Linked DNA regions of Homo sapiens: region 1 is linked to region 2. Evidence: chromatin loops called from intact Hi-C (ENCODE). Cell type or tissue: ascending aorta. All regions are shown on one strand.

Region 1 (8,000 bases), 100 kb after region 2:
AATGTATTTATTCTGTTTTATGGTATAAAGTAAGCATCTAAGTTTATATTTATAATTTTTTTTTAAGAAGGAGTCTCAGCTCTATCACCCAGGCTAGAATGCAGTGGTACGATCATAGCTCACTGTTATCCAGAACTCCTGGGCTCAAGTGATCCTCCTATCTCAGCCTTCTGAATAGCTAGGACTACAGGTACATGCCTAGCTAATTTTTTTATTTTTTATTTTTTGTAGAGACAGGGTCTCACTGTGTTGCCCAGTTTTTGGCTGGTCTCGAACTCCTGACCTCAAGTGGTTCTCCCCCCTTGGCCTCCCAAAGCACTGGGGTTACAGGTGTTAGTCAGTGCTCCTATTTCTTTTAATGTGGGTTGCTTTTTGATACATTCTGATCTCTCTTAAGTTGCCCCTTATTGTCCCAGTTAATGTCTGATATGAACTTCAGAATTTTTACATAATAAAATATCCTATTATTATTTTATTTAGAAATGTATTAAATCTACAAATTACCTTGAAGTATTGCCTATTTTCATTTTTTCTTTTATAAAATATTTATACTTTTATTATTGGACTGATATATTCTACCTTGGTTTAATTACCAAGTAGGTACTCAATAAATGTGTATTAAATACAGATATATTTTTTCCTTGTTATAAGAGAAATCTAATTTTGAAACAAAAAGTTTGATAGTTGTTGTTGAAAAGCAATGTTATTATTTTTAGAGCATGTTTTATATGATAATTATCCTTGCATTATTTTACTTCTAAAATTCTTAGTAGAGCCCTTTGAGTTTTCTGGGTTACATAATCGCAGCTGTAGCAATTAATGATGTTTCTTTCCTATTAATTTTTCTTTTTTGTTTTTCTTGCCTTTTCACCGTGGCAAGACCCTCTTCTAGTTTACTAAATAAAATGTAAAATAAAGAGTATCTCTGTTTTGAGTTTGCTTTAGGAAACATGCCACTAATATCTGTATCTCCACTAAGGGTTTTGCTTTGTTTAGTTTTCAGAAGTTAAAGATTAGGAATGTATGCTTTATTTTATAAAATTCCCTTTTAAGCCTTTTAACATACAAGTAATGGTGAGGGCCAGCAAAGTGTGCTAGGAGTGAATTAACTGTATTATGAGAAGAACATATTTCTTTTATGGTTACTTTGCATGTTAGTTCACAAATTTTTAATCTTTTGCTCTAATGTTTCAAAGACTTTCTTTTTAAGGAAATGTTGGTACTTTGTCATGTTCCTAAAGGAAAAAGTCAAATTATCCTTGTTTGCTGACAACATATTTAGAAAAACCTACAGACTCCACCAAAAAACTATTAGAACTGATAAATGAATTAAGTAAAGTTATATGATACAAAATCAACTTACAGAAATCAGTACCATTTATATATGCCAACAGTGAACAAACTGAAAGGAAATCAAGGAAGCAACTCCATTTATAATAGCTACCAAAAAAAATATAAAATACCTAGGAAGAAATGTAACCAAAGAAATAAAAAATCTCTATAAGGAAAACTATAAAACACTGATAAGCGAAATTGAAGAGGACACACAAAAAATAGATACCCCATGCTCATGGATTGGAAGGATTAATATTGTGAAAATGTCAGTACCACCCAAAGCTATCTACAGATTCAATGTAATGCCTACCACAATACCAATGACATTATTCACAAAAATAGGAAAAAATGCTAAAATTCTTTTCTTCTTAATTTTTATTTTTCCAGTTGAACCCGAGAAATGAGTCAAAACCCTAATCTTTAGGATGTTCCAGAAGTACTCACTTTCTTCCATCAGTTTATTTCCTCACCATTGCCCAAAACTCAAATTTACAGCAATCTATATAGTACTAATTAGAAAGGATTTCGGCCGGGCGCGATGACTCACGCCTGTAATCCCAGCACTTTGGGAGGCCGAGGCGGGTGGATTATGAGGTCAGGAGTTCGAGACCATCCTGGCCAACATGGTGAAACCCCGTCTCTACTGAAAATACAAAAATTAGCCAGCGTGGTGGCGCGCGCCTGTAATCCCAGCTACTCAAGAGGCTGAGGCAGGAAAATTGCTTGAACCTGGGAGGCGGAGGTTGCAGTGAGCCGAGATCACACCACTGCACTCCAGCCTGGGCGACAGAACAAGATTCCGTCTTGGAAAAAAAAAAAGGATTTCATAATGAAATTCCTTTAATTATGATACCAGTGCTCCTATTAAAATCAGGTTTTGTGAAAGACTTTTTTCTTAAGCCCAACCCAGCCTCCGTGGGGGGAAATCCTAACTAAGAACTTAAACAAATTTTTCACATGTACACTTATGACAACATTTTTGAAACACTAATATTTTGAAAAGTTTTTGTGCCTTCTTTTCCCACCCCCAAATTGTGGGGACGTTCTCTTGGGCTATTCTGCAGGGCTCTGGGGAGGATGTTCATTGTGATGTCATAATTGCCGCATATTCCAGGGACAGATCTTCACGTCTTATTCAGCCCCTAATTCTGCGTGACTGTGAAAAGTTTAAGCTAACTGCACACCAAAGTCATCCTAATCCTACAGTTTATCCCATATTCCCACATAAGCTGGAAATGATCAAGCAGTTGAAATGGGGAGTCCCAATGTCTTGTTCTTGGTACTGCTTGCAGTGTGTACACAGCTTTGAGTTGGCAGTGTATTACAAATTGGCGTTCCTTTCTTTGTCCAATGGGACCAGCCTGGGTTTTTGGCAAAGACCCTCAAAATCTCCGAAAGCCCAGAGTTATTAGCTGGGCATAGGACTGTGCCATGAATCCAGAGACCTGCTCTGCTATGCTAGGTAGGAAAGCAGCTTCGTGCATCTGAGCCTCCATTTTCCCATCTGTAAAATGAAAGAGTGGGGCTGGGTGATTTTTTTTTTTTTGAAAGGGAGTTTCGCTCTTGTTGCCCAGGCTGGAGTGCAATGGCGTGATCTCAGCTCACCACAACCTCCACCTCCCAGGTTCAAGCGATTCTCCTGCCTCAGCCTCCCGAGTAGCTGGGATTACAGGCATGCACCACCACGCCAGGCTAATTTTGTATTTTTAGTAGAGACGGCATTTCTCCATGTTGGTCAGGCTGCTCTCGAACTCCCAACCTCAGGTGATCTGCCCGCCTCGCCCTCCCAAAGTGCTGGGATTACAGGCATGAGCCACTGCTCCCGGCCTGCTGGGTGATTTTTAAAGTCCCTTGAAGGAAAAATGACTACGTGTCGTTGTTCTGGGGAGAGGCTTGGACTCTGGAAGCATGGTGGGCAGGTCAGTAGAGCCCTTTGTCCCAGCGGACCAGACCGTGTGTTGCTGGCAGGCGGCAGGTCTGAAGCCCTCACCACAGATCCCTTCAGCGAGGGACAGAAAAGCAAAGGGGGAAGAAAAGAAGACATGAAAAGTTCTCACTTCAGGACATTTGTTCTGTACAGTGCTCTAGAGGTTGTAGCGCTGAACACCAAGTTCAGAGTTATTTTATACCTGTGGTTCGATTCAAAGTGGAAAAAAAAAAAAAGGTTAGTTTTTTTTTTCTCCCCCCAGGGAGCTATTTTCAGTAAAACTTCCATATGGGGATATATTTATTACTAAAGAGTGTCAAACGAGTCAAATAGTCAGACCATGTAGTCACTGAAAGAGAGCAGCAGCCGAGGAATGCGCGCAGACACCGGGCACCCTGGAACTGCATTCCTTCTCCGCAGAAGTCAAGCACGGTTGTTTCTCTAAAAGTTCTGCCCGTAACATCTTTTCTTTCATTCCTTTCTTATAAACTCACATTATGTAAACTCTCGAAGTGTGAAATGGTTTTCCTTGGTTGGCCATCACTCACAAAATGATTTTATCAAACATGAATTTTCCCTCAGCTATCAGCTGCACGCAATGGGAAACTCACAAAATAGAGAAGTGGTTGTGTGCTGAGCACATAGGCATTTTATAGCGGGTGGAGGGTAGAAGGTGGGGCAGGGGGTGGGAGGTGGACGGTTGGGAGGAGATCTGGCTGAAGTAACAAATGCTCCTCATAGAATATGTTGGAAATAGAGAAAGGTCTGAAGAAAGAAAAACAAAACAAAACAAAACAAAAAAACAAACCAAACAACCATATTCATACCAAACCAAAGATAATTATCATTAATATTTTGGTATTGATTCTTCCCTGTTTCTCTCTGTTTTTGTTAAGATGAGTGTGAGTTTTATATACCATGCTTTTCAATCATTTTGCCATTTTCCTTTATAAATAACCCTACAATAAACAAATTTGTCTTCACTTTTATCTTCTTAGGAGCTGTTCCTAGATATCAAGGTATCGTATCAGAGAGTATGAAGTTATTTTATCATTTTTACAGCTCCTGGTTCTTCTTACCCAATTGCCTAATAAACAAATTCTGCTCCCCTCACTGTATATGCCCTTCTCGTCCTGTTCTCACCAATGACCGAGTATTATTTTTCAAATGTTTACGAATCTAATAGGTGGAAAGAGTATCTTATTTTTTTATTTCTCCAATTGCTAATAACTTTGAACATTTTTACATGTTTATTAGCCTTTTCTGTTCTCTTTTCTGTGAATTATCTATTCATACCATTTGCCCATTTTCTCTTCTATAGTGAAAACATTTACTTGTTTCTATTTTTATTACAACTGTTTTTCCAGCTTATTGTTTTCTTTTATTATAATTTTTGATGTGCAAAGATTTTAAGTTTTCATGTATTCAAATCTCTGATCTTTTCCTTCACAATTTCTTCAATTGCTTTTGTACTAAGAAAATTTTCCTTGCTTCCATATTCTTGGTTGGTTTGAATTTTAGGACAATCTAACATGTTAACGAATTTGGAACTTATTTTGGTATATAGCATGGGGTGATGATCTAAGCATTTTTGTTTCTAAATAGCCAGTTTTTCCATGATCCTTTGTTAAGTAATCCCCATTTATATATAATGCCTTTATCACTTTGTGCTGTACTGATTCCTTTTACATACAAGGTGACCTTTCCAGGACATTTATCCTATTCCCTTGGTCAGCTTATTCTTACTCCAGGGACACACCTTTCCGCCCCTAGTTCTGACAATATGTTCTAAAACCTGGTGTTTCTTGTTGTCAAATTTGTTCTCAGCTCTTCTTGCCTGTTTATTTTCCAGATGAATGGTAAAATCATTTTTGTGAAGTTCCAAGAACTCCCTTTGGGGTTTTGATGAAAATTGCATTCAGCCTATAAATTAATTGGGAAGGATCTGGCATCTTTACAATGTTCAGTCTTCCCATCCAGGAATACACACGTGGCTTGTCCCTGCACATTTTCAAATATCCTTTTATATGTCTCGAAGGAATTCTGTAGTTTTCTTTATATAAATTCAACACATTTCTTATTAAGGTATTTCTAGTTATTTCATATTTTGGGTACTTTTTAAAAATGGAATCTTTTCCCCCTTTAGTTTAGATCACTATTTTTAATATCACTTTTTCCCCACGGATTGCCAAATTCTGACAGAAATCTAAGTGAAAAGCATATTTGTTCCTTTCCAGGCTTATAAGCTCAGAGATTTAGAACTGGAACCAACCTTAAATCTATTTTCTTTTTATATATGATAACACTGAAGTCACGAAAGGTAAAATAAAGATCATATTACTCATTAAGAGAGTGGCTGTAGATGAATAATACTTCCAATGTCCATGTTCTTTGTGTCAAAGACTTGTAAAACTTAAATATCCGAAACTAAATTCATGATCATCTCCTTTGTATTAGATTCCTATTGCCACAATAACAAGTTGCCACCGACTTGGTGGCTTTAAACAACACAAATTTATCATCTTACATTTCTGGAGGCCAAAATCCAAAATGGCCATCATTGGGCTAAAATCCAGGTGTCAGCAGGGCCACATTCCTGCTGGAGGCTCAAGGGGAGAAGCCATGTCTACTGTTTCCAGCTTCCAGAGGCCCCTGCCTTCCTTGGTTCATGGCTTTTTCTCCATCAACAAAGCTGGCAGTTTAGCGTCTTCACATCTCTCTGGCTCCTCTGATTCTTGTACGCCCTCTCCTGCTTTTAAAGTCCCCTAAGATTACATTGGCCCCACCTTGATAACCTAGGATAATCTCCCCATGTTAGAGTCAGCAACCTTAATTCTGTCTGCAACCCTAATTTTCCTTCCCCACATAATACAACATATTCACAGGTGCTGGGGATAGCACATGGATACCTTTGGGGCGGGGTGTTATTAAGCAAAGATAAACTTCCAAAATTTATATCAAGCACATCGGCCCCCTTCTTGAAGCACTTTGATGACTTCCCATCGCTCTTTGCATCACGACCAAGGTCCTTACATAGACTTCCAGGACCTGAATAGTTCCAGCCCATGCATCCCAGAGCCTCATTTGGCTCCATGCTCATCCTCACTCTGTGCCTGGTTACATTTGCCTTCTTTCAGTTCCTTGAATGTACCTTGCTCTGTCCTGCCACAAGGACCTTGCACATGCTGTTCCCTCTGCTTGGAGAACTCTTCCCCACCTGCACCTCTCTTATTAGCTCCATGCTTCTCAGATTTCAGCCAGGTCCTGCTTCCCTGACCTGCTGCCCAGTTCTCGCCCCTATGTCCCACCCTCTCCTAGAACCTTCTGTCACTCCTTCAGGGCACTTAGTACACTGGTAATATTATTTTGCTTGTATTAATAGAATTATTTAATTTTGCTTATAGAATTCTCTCCCAGGATTGGATAAAAGCTCAAAGGGACTCTTGTCTTTTCTGCTCACCCATTTATCTTCAGAACCTACTGTGCGTGGACCATAGTGGGCTCTTAGTGTTTGCCTGGTGAATGAGTAACTGGACTCAGGAATCCATTTCTTTTTTTTTTTTTTTTTGAGACGGAGTCTCACTTTGTCACCCAGGCTGGAGTGCAGTGGCGCAATCTCAGCTCACTGCAACCTTTGCCTGTCGAGTTCAAGTGATTCTCCTGCCTCAGCCTCCTAAGTAGCTGGGATTACAGGTGCCCGCCACCATACCTGGCTAATTTTTGTATTTTTAGTAGAGATGGGGTTTTACCATGTTGGCCAGGCTGGTCTCAAACTCCTGACCTCAGGTGATCCACCCACCTCTGCATAGTTACTCAATGTGTTCAGTGATACATTTATAAAAGTGAAAAGACTGGATTGGCTCCAAAGTCCAACAAAAAATAATTTATTATAAGTCCATTTGATAAAATTGCATATGGCCATTAAAAATGAAAATTATAAAGACTATAACAATGGGGAGAAACATCTGTTTTACATTTAAATAGCAGGATCCAAATGTTCTTATGCTGACGGAAGGAAAAGTGCCAACATTTTCACAGCAATTGGTGTAAGATCATAGGGTGGTGAGTTCTTTCTCCCGTCTCCAAACTCTCCCACTCACATGCTCGTATGTTCAGCCGATACTTATTGAACACCACTGTGTGCCAGACACTGTGCCAAATACTGGGAACAGCACAGTGAACACGATATAGGTGGCCTCTGCCCACTGCAAGTTCATAGGCAGGTGAGGAGGAACACTAATCACAGTCATATTGATGGTCCAGCATTCATGGGCTGCAGCTGTATTCAAGAAAACATGGGTTCCTTCACCATAGTGTGTACCATAGGCTACAGAAAATACTTCTAAAATCCGGGTCATCATTATTAGGGTCCTAAAATTTTAAATTGTGGGGGGAAATTGTAGGGTTAATATACCTGTTTCCTTTAGTCTTTAGGCCTTGAAGGAGATTTTCTAAATTGTCTCTGCAGTCTTTAATCACTGTTTATCCTCTTTTAAAGAGGTGGTCATTGGGACGCCATTGACGGGGGGAGGGAGGTAGAACCCTTTCCCTGCCCAATTCATTCTCTTTCTCAGACATTTGGAGGTTCCCCGGCCCCCACTTCTAAGAACTAAAAATGCCGAGTTGTCTCCAACATAAATTCACTTAGTTTTGTCTTCTTACACTTCTGCACTTGGTGACTGTGCGTCTGTGCTTGAGCATAATGTAAATACTTAATTTGTTTAATAAATATCCTGAA
Region 2 (8,000 bases):
ATTTTCTTTCTTCTTCTTCTTCTTTTTTTTTTTTTGAGATGGAGTCTCGCTCTGTTGCCCAGGCTGGAGTGCAGTGGTGTGATCTCGGCTCACTGCAACCTCCACCTCCTGGGTTCAAGCGATTCTCCTGCCTCAGCCTCCCAAGTAGCTGGGATTACAGACGTGTGCTACCATGCCCGGCTAATTTTTGTATTTTTAGTAGAGATGGGGTTTCACCATGTTGGTCAGGCTGGTGTGGAACTCCTGACCTCAGGTGATCCACCTGCCTTGGCCTCCTAAAGTGCTGGGATTACAGGCGTGAGCCACCACGCCCAGCCTTCCTTTAATTTTATTTCTGAGGAAAAGGGGTCTCTTCTTTTTTTCCTAATTCCTCTCTTTTGTTCTGGTCTTCTCTCTTCCCCTTTTTTTGATCTAAGACATTTCTCCATCAGCCATTCCCACTTCTGTTTATAATGCCTATCCCTGCCTGAAGATATACTCATATCCATCCTAGAAAGCTGCTCTCCCCAACTAAGTACCTCCAGTTGTCCCCTGTCCTTTTTCTCAGGGTTCATTGTTGCCAGCTTCTCACAGCATTCACACCCTGCCTGGAGAGCCAGTCCTCGATTCTCGCTCTTCCCCAGCTTTCATTGCACTGTATTGTCCACTGCAGTCACAGTGCTTCCCGTTCATTGATTACCAACTACGTGTTGCCTTACTTAGTCCTTACAGTGACTCTCCACATCAACGGCATTTCTATCCATTTTACAGTTAAAGCTGAGAGTCCTTTATTGCTCAATTCAAACCAAACAACTAATTCGCAATTATTATTATTTTTTTGGTCAAAGAAGTCACAGAACCAAGCCCCTAGGGCAATCAGAATTTTTTATTTGATTATAATCATGTTGCTGGTACTTGTTAATGGTCAAGTGTTTTCATAACCTCAAAATGTTATTTTCTTGTTTAGAAATGCCACTGCCTAGTAATGATAATGATGGAGTAGACTGAATTTACAGGTAGAATAAAATGTCTGCACTCCCATGTTAATTGCAGCATTATTCACAATAGCCGAGATATGGAAACCCATATTAAGTGCCCACCACTGGATGAATGGATAAAGAAATTGTGGTATGTGTGTACAGCAGAATATTATTCAGCCTTAAAAAAGAAGGAAATCCTGCCATTTGCAACAGCATGGAGGAATCTGGGGACATTATGCTAAGTGAAAGAAGCCAGACACAGAAAGACAAATATTGCATGATATTACTTATATGTGACATCTAAACTAGTCAAACTTGGAGAAAAAGAGTGGAATGGTAGTTGCCAGGGGCTGGGAAGTGGGGAAGATGGGGAGATGTCGGTCAGAGGATACAAAATTTTAGTTACAGGGTGAATGAATTCTAGTGATCTAGTGTACAGCATGGTAACTATAGTTAATGTGTTGTGTACTTCAGATTTGCCAAGGGAGCAGATCTTAAGTGTTTTCAACACACACATACACACACACACACACACACACACACACACACACACACACACACGAAGCATGTCAGGTGATGGATATGCTAATTAGCTTGACTGTGAGTCATTACACAAAGTATACTTTTATAAAAACGTCATCTTGTATACCTTAAATATAGACAATTTTTTGTCAGTCATACCTCAAAAAATGTCTACACAGACTTAGTGAGACTCATGACATGAGTCATGTTAAAGGATATAAGAAACAAATAAAAGTTTAAAAATGCTTTTCTTAACCCAAGTCTTATTGTTAGGATTCCTCATAATCCAGTCATGACTTCAATTAGAAATCCTTGCCGTGGGATATCAAGACTCTTGTCCAAGGAGAGGAAGGGGCAGGAGGGTCTCACTCTTGTTCTCTCCTTGTAAAAATTTAACTCTGTTTGCAGGAGAGAGTATTTGACGAATACATGAACAAATAAATGAATGAAATGAACGAAGGAATAGAATTAATCTGATCAAAGTTTACATGTTCAAATTATGTGTTGAATTGGATAGAGCAGCTGCTGGCCCTTACTTTTTTCTGGGCCTATTTCAAATGGTCTTCTTTACTAGGCTTTCAATTGGAGATTTAGACTTGGAGGCTTTAACAAATATGAATTGAGTACACATTTGTATAGCGATTTAAACTGCTATTATCACAAAATTGTCACAGTAGTTTTAAACTCTGTCAGATGGCTTTTAACCAAACCCTGCCATCAGAGTCAAATTTGATTCTTTGGATGGTTCTTTCCTTTTTTCTGTCTCTTTCACATTGTCTAGTAAAGAAGTTTCTTCAATGACCAGTTTTGTCATAGAGTTGGTGCCATTTATTCTGTGGGTTACAAATTTATCATCACAAGTAGCTAGATGTACTTCTCATAGACAACTTGTATCCACAAATTTGTTGTTTTTTTCTTTTTTTCTTTTTTTTTTTTCTGAGCCATTCTCCCTAGAAAACACAAATTGTTTTGGGGGGAAAAATTAGACTGTTCTTCAGGGGTATTTATTTTCATGATTCACTGTGCAGAGATCGGAGTTGTGCCTTAAGGGCTTGGCTCTGCTCTCTTGATACTGGTATCCATTGCTAGGTGTGGCTCAATTAAACAGGAAGGATGGCTAGATAGCATATATATTCACATGTCAAATGGCAGCATCCATCTTTGAGACAGGAATCTTGGTGGGAAAAGTTCAATTTTTTAACAAATGTGAAATTACCTCCTCAATCATTTTTATTTCCGGTTAAATTAATGTCTTATATAAACACTGTAGGCTAGCATAGTATTTGATACCATTTAGTTTGCTCTCTCTTTTAGTTCCTAATTTTCATTGTAGTTCTCAGTGTTTGCTTTTTGAGTGTGAGTTTATGGCAGAATAAATCAAATTAACTTTGGTGGGTAGATTGAGTTTTCTCTGATGACCTTTACTAACCAAAACATACTTTCTTCTCAGGTGAAAAAGCCAGAGTGGATTATTATTTATTTGACTGACAAAGAAATGCATTTCTAATTTTATTTAGTGACTAAAATAAATTGATTCACCGTAAATTAAATATGAAATAAATGCATGATCCTCTCTTAATGAACCAAACAGATTGAGAGCCGAGCACCTTTGCAGTACACCTCTTTCACCAGTTGGTGGTGCCAAAAACTCTGCTAAGAAACTGATTGAAAGAACAGAAGGTTAACCAGGAGCCTTTCTTAATAAGCGTTATTTTTCGTAGTTTTTGAAAAATTTGTACTGAAAACATATGCCCAAATTATCGCATTTTCTAAGGTTAGGAAGCAAAGCTAATCCCTCTGGTGACCAGCAGAATATATTTCTAGTAAGCTTCTGTAATAATGTCATTGGTCTATGTTAATATTCACATATTGGAAATTGCAAAGTTGTGTAACATCTGACTCCATCCTGGAAATAGCCTTTAGTGTGCTTGCCTGGAGAGTGGAGGAGCAAATGATAATAATGTGTACAGAGAAGAAGAGTGATGTTCCTGGCTATATTTATTGTCGAATTTAGGTCTTTAAAAATATTGACTTGCGTTATTATTACTATGTGTTTTTTTTTAACCATTAATATATTCCTGTGACAGCAGGAACATTGCTTTTTTGTGTGTGTGTGGGCGGGGGCGGCTAGGTTTGTTTAACCCTTTACTGTTTAGCCCTGAAAAAGTCCAAATGGAGCAGTAGCCTGTTGCTTGAATGTGTCCTGAGATACAGTCAAAAGAACCCAGCCTTTGGAGTCAGAGAGATCAGGTTTTGAATTTCCCTACATATTTCATAACTGTCTCTCTCTTTTTTTTTTTTCTTTTCGAGACCAAGGTCTCACTCTGTTGCCCAGGCTGGAGTGCAGTGGTGCGATCTTGGCTCACTGCAACCTCCACCTCCCAGATTCAAGCGATTCTCATACCTAAGCTTCCCAAGTAGCTGGGACTACAGGTGTGCACCACCATGCCCGGGTAATTTTTGTATTTTTAGTAGAGACGGGGTTTCACCATGTTGGCCAGGCTAGTCTCCAACTCCTGGCCTCAAGTGATCCGCCTGCTTCATCCTCCCAAAGTGCTGGGATTACAGGCGTGAGCCACTGTACCCAGCCTTTCATAACTGTCTTTTAATTACTTATGCAGATTTTTTACTGCTCAGTTTTTCCAGTTTGTAAAATGGAGATAATAACATCTTCCCCTCAGAGTTGGAGTAAACATCACCTGAGATAACGGATGTGCTGATTAAGTGCTCCTCACCCTGTCCTTTTCTAGTTTAAGCACAGACTCAGTTCTTTTTGAGCCTCCACCACATCCCATGCTCTTAGCCAGGGCCTTAGGACCGGAGTCCCTCCTTGGGTGTGATGATGCCTCATGCTGCGTTAATGAGAAGATGTTTCCAGGTTGTAAAGTTCCACAAGGATTTTGTAAAGAACTCACAAAAGAGATACTCATATTGTTAGCTATATGTGGTGTTCAGATATTTGCCCGTCTACCCTGGGATGTTTCCATGTTGATCTGAATCTGCCTAAATGTTTAAGATTGGAGAAGGGAGCACAGGGTTGCTGACAGGTGTAGCAACAGTGTCCCCAACAGTTCATTCATCCATTTATTCCACAAACTTTTACTCAACATTATTATTGCTGGGTCTCCGGCATACAAAGATGAATTCCCAGAGAGCCTGAAGATGCTTCTGAGAGCTGCAGACTCAAGGAGCAGGATGCTTTCTGCTTGGCAGGAATTGATAAGCAGCCCTGATCTATGAAAGAGCAAGAAAGATAAATTTAAATATTTTTTAAAATATTATTTTACAAAGTTATAAGACTGTAAAAAAAATTTTAACTTTGAAAAACTCTGATAGTTGTATTAAGCTTTTGATAGCATCATGTTTGGAAGAATGAGCAAATCAGAAGAAGCCTTCAGCGTGGTTGGTAAAGTCATAAAACACTGTTAATTAGGAGCTTTAGCCCAGTATAGAATTTTAAAATACAACTGTATAAGGTATATATATTTTTTAGGAATAGCACAACTAACATCTTTGATTAGATTCGATTGAAAGATTCAGACCCTTAAGATTTAGAGATTACGGAATCATAGAACTGGATGGTGGCTGGGACTTTAGGAATCACATATGCCATCTCCCTTATTTTCTAGCTAAGAAAATGGAAGTCAAACAAACGTATGTGACTCACCCAAGGTTACATAGACCTGGATCAAAACTCAGGTCTCCATGCCAAGACATTATTTTTCCATCCTAACTCCTATACAATGAGCCATTTTCAGTAGATAAATATATACTTGTCCCATCTCAATAAACTTTCATGCTAAATATGGAGTATCATGTCCGCCCTGTTACCAAAATGAAAACTTTGGCCGTACCTTCGGCAGTTAATTAAGGTGCTCCTACTTCCATCTCAGAGCTGAGCTGAGGGGAGGCAGGGCACACCAGGCCTGTCATGTGCAGTTCTCAGCCAGAGCCAGTGAGTTCCCCACAGAAGCAGGCAGCGTTTTCATTCACGCCTGCCTTGCCTGCTTCTCGTTTCTTGCTAGATGAATGGCATCATATGCCGCAGGTGTATTAGTAATTTCTGAGTTTGTTCCCCACTAAAAATGACCTCATTGTTTTGTGCTTCTTTTCCATAATTATACAGTAACAGGAAAATAAACCAGCTCTGAGTACAGCCCACAGCAGAAATCTTGTGCTCTTTATGCAAGTTTGATTTATAGACGTGTACTGCAGAGCAGAGTGACTATGAAACATTCATCTTCCCATTGCTAGTTGCCATGGAAATCGAGTACACAGAGCAGTGTCATTCCAGTCCTGGTGATGCCTGCAGTAGTTTATTCCTTTGTTGTTCCCGTTTCTTAAGCAACTGCCTAGCATTCTTTCATCATTACAATTAATCATGCACACAAGTTTTTATCTTTCGTCGCACATAGAAAGTACTAAAACGTATGACAAAAACAGGGAGAATTTAAATATTCCTATGGCTTTAAATATGCATTTGTAATTTTCATCCTCAGTCCCACTGGAAAAATAGGTCATGTAAAAAAAGCATATATTAATGTACAGATATTTCAATAGAGCAGTATAGAAATTTGAAGGAAAAACAATGCTAACTAAGCCCAGGAAGCCCAGGAAACCTTAAGGAACTTCAGATCCTGAGGGTCCCCCAGTGTTTAGATCTAAATCAGCCTGGGTAATGCCAATCAAAAAAGAAAAAAAAAGCCCCTGAGCTATGTATCATCAACTCCTGTTTTGATTTGTTAGTCTCCTTAACGGTTTGAACAACCTAGATATTTGCTGGATAGACATGCTAGACGTTAGAATAGAGATCCTTTTTCTCTTTAAAGGCCAATAAAGTTCAGGATTTTTTTTTTAAGTGGGAGTAAAAGGAATTCTAGTTTTTTCTTTTTTCAATGAAACCATTTTACCTCAGTTTTAACCCACATAGTTCATAGTCTATAGCATACCAACAATGAATAAATGCTTGTTGATTAGCCACTGCCTTCTTTTGTGGACTTCTGGCCATTCTGTTGGCTAAGAAAGCGTGTTCTAGAACAATTCTCTGGATCTAAATCCCTGCTGCATTGCTTATTAGCTGTGAGACCTTTGAAAAGTATCTCAGCTTGCCTTAGTTTCCCCATCTGTAGAGGGAACAGCTATAAAATTAAGATAATGACAGGTTGTTAGGAGGCTTAACAGGGATAATTCATGCAAATTGCTCAGCCCTGTGCCTGGCACAGGACACGTGCTCTGTCAGTGGGGACTGCTGCCGTGGCAGTGGTGGTTTCTATTGCCATGACTACTACAGGCCACAACTGAATGGAGAACTGTGCTCTGACCTAGAGAATAATACTTGGTTGATCTACAGCAATTCTAGCCCCAAAGCCGCAGGACTCTGTTCCCAGCATCCAGGCTCACACAATGATTGCTGGTGCTTTGTTGTGCTTGGGCTACATGGACTTGTTTCATCTCAAGACTGTGGATACTAGGATGGTGGCTGAGAAGTATTTACAGGGGTCTTTTTATCTGCAAATTGAGAAGAGAAGGCTGCTACAGGCAGTCCTTGAAGATGCAAATTTCTCATCTTTGACCTGGATTTGTTTCTTACAAGGAGCTGTGTGCGGAGCACGTTGGGAGGGAGTGGGCTGCCTTTACTTGTCTTGAGGAAGGTTCTCGTGTTTGTCTGCGTAGTCTGAAATAACGTCTGACCTACTGCCTCTCCACCCCCAAACCCCCCTTGTCACTCGGCAGTGCCTGCAGCATTCCTTCAGCCTTTCTGGAATTGAAGTTTTCCTAACTGGTGGCAGAAGCATTCTTTGTTGAAATTCACTCTCCTTGGCAGTTCTCCAGGGCACACGGCAATGCCTATTTATTTGATTTAGCCTTTGTTTGGTTAGCCTTGTATTTTGTCTGTTTTGCTTTGCGAAGTTCTTTTTTCCCCAAATTTTCATGTTTAAATCCCTTGGACTTCACTTCTATTTATTTTACTAGCTTGCTTTAAAATACTGCTAAAAGTTGTTTGCTTTAAGCTCTCACAAAATGAGTAGTCTTGGATTCATTTGTCTGTTTTCTCCAAGCCTGATCCATAGTGTGTGTACTAGGTGCACCTTTGTTAATTATTAAAACAAAATAGACTTTATGGTTTGTACTTTGTACATCCGAATATTATACTACATTGTCTCCAGTTCTCTTTATTTAGCTCTTTGTTTTTTTACCCTGTCCTCCAATCATTAGGCTCATGTTAATTCTAAAGAGATAGAAGTAGCTTAACTTTTCTGAATCTTTTCGTTCTCCCTCCTCTGCCATTCTTCCTGCTTCTTCCCACAATATAAAAACCCGTCCGACTCTCCTGTCTTCCGAGTGAAGCTGGCAACACTCCAAGTGACATGAGTACCCTAAGACACCCATTTTTTTGTAAGTAAACATTCAGTGACGAAACTTAGACCTTCTCTAGACATTTTTATGTATGTATGTATGTATGTATGTATGTATGTATGTATGTATGTATGTATTTGAGACAGATTCTCATTCTGTTGC

The links. Peaks named below come from ENCODE experiments on the same cell type or tissue, not always from the same donor. Only the 100,000 strongest peaks of a DNase experiment are listed, where the experiment ranks them.
Region 1: it touches region 2 in a loop (3-fold over the local background); 5 of 110 quality-filtered maps call a loop at or near these places.

Annotation. Positions count from the first base shown.
Region 1 is chr14:89,809,586-89,817,585 of GRCh38, reverse strand. The region is part of intron 5 of EFCAB11 (EF-hand calcium binding domain 11); the gene reads left to right. Among named protein-coding and RNA genes, the nearest start is that of EFCAB11, 140 kb to the left of the region's middle. In ascending aorta, no CTCF peak of the experiment used is centred here; DNase peaks (open chromatin) are centred at 3,243 and 3,655; H3K4me3 peaks cover 1,158 bases; H3K27ac peaks cover 3,046 bases.
Region 2 is chr14:89,910,574-89,918,573 of GRCh38, reverse strand. The region is part of intron 5 of EFCAB11 (EF-hand calcium binding domain 11); the gene reads left to right. LOC124903358 (a long non-coding RNA gene) reads right to left here and starts at 5,438. Exons shown (of 2, transcript XR_007064300.1): 1 at 5,336-5,438; 2 at 4,553-4,715. RefSeq lists a silencer at 5,635-5,929 and enhancers at 6,196-6,811, 6,812-7,429. In ascending aorta, a CTCF peak has its summit at 3,111 (motif pointing right); DNase peaks (open chromatin) are centred at 3,113, 5,424, 5,733, 7,233 and 1 weaker place; H3K4me3 peaks cover 819 bases; H3K27ac peaks cover 2,037 bases.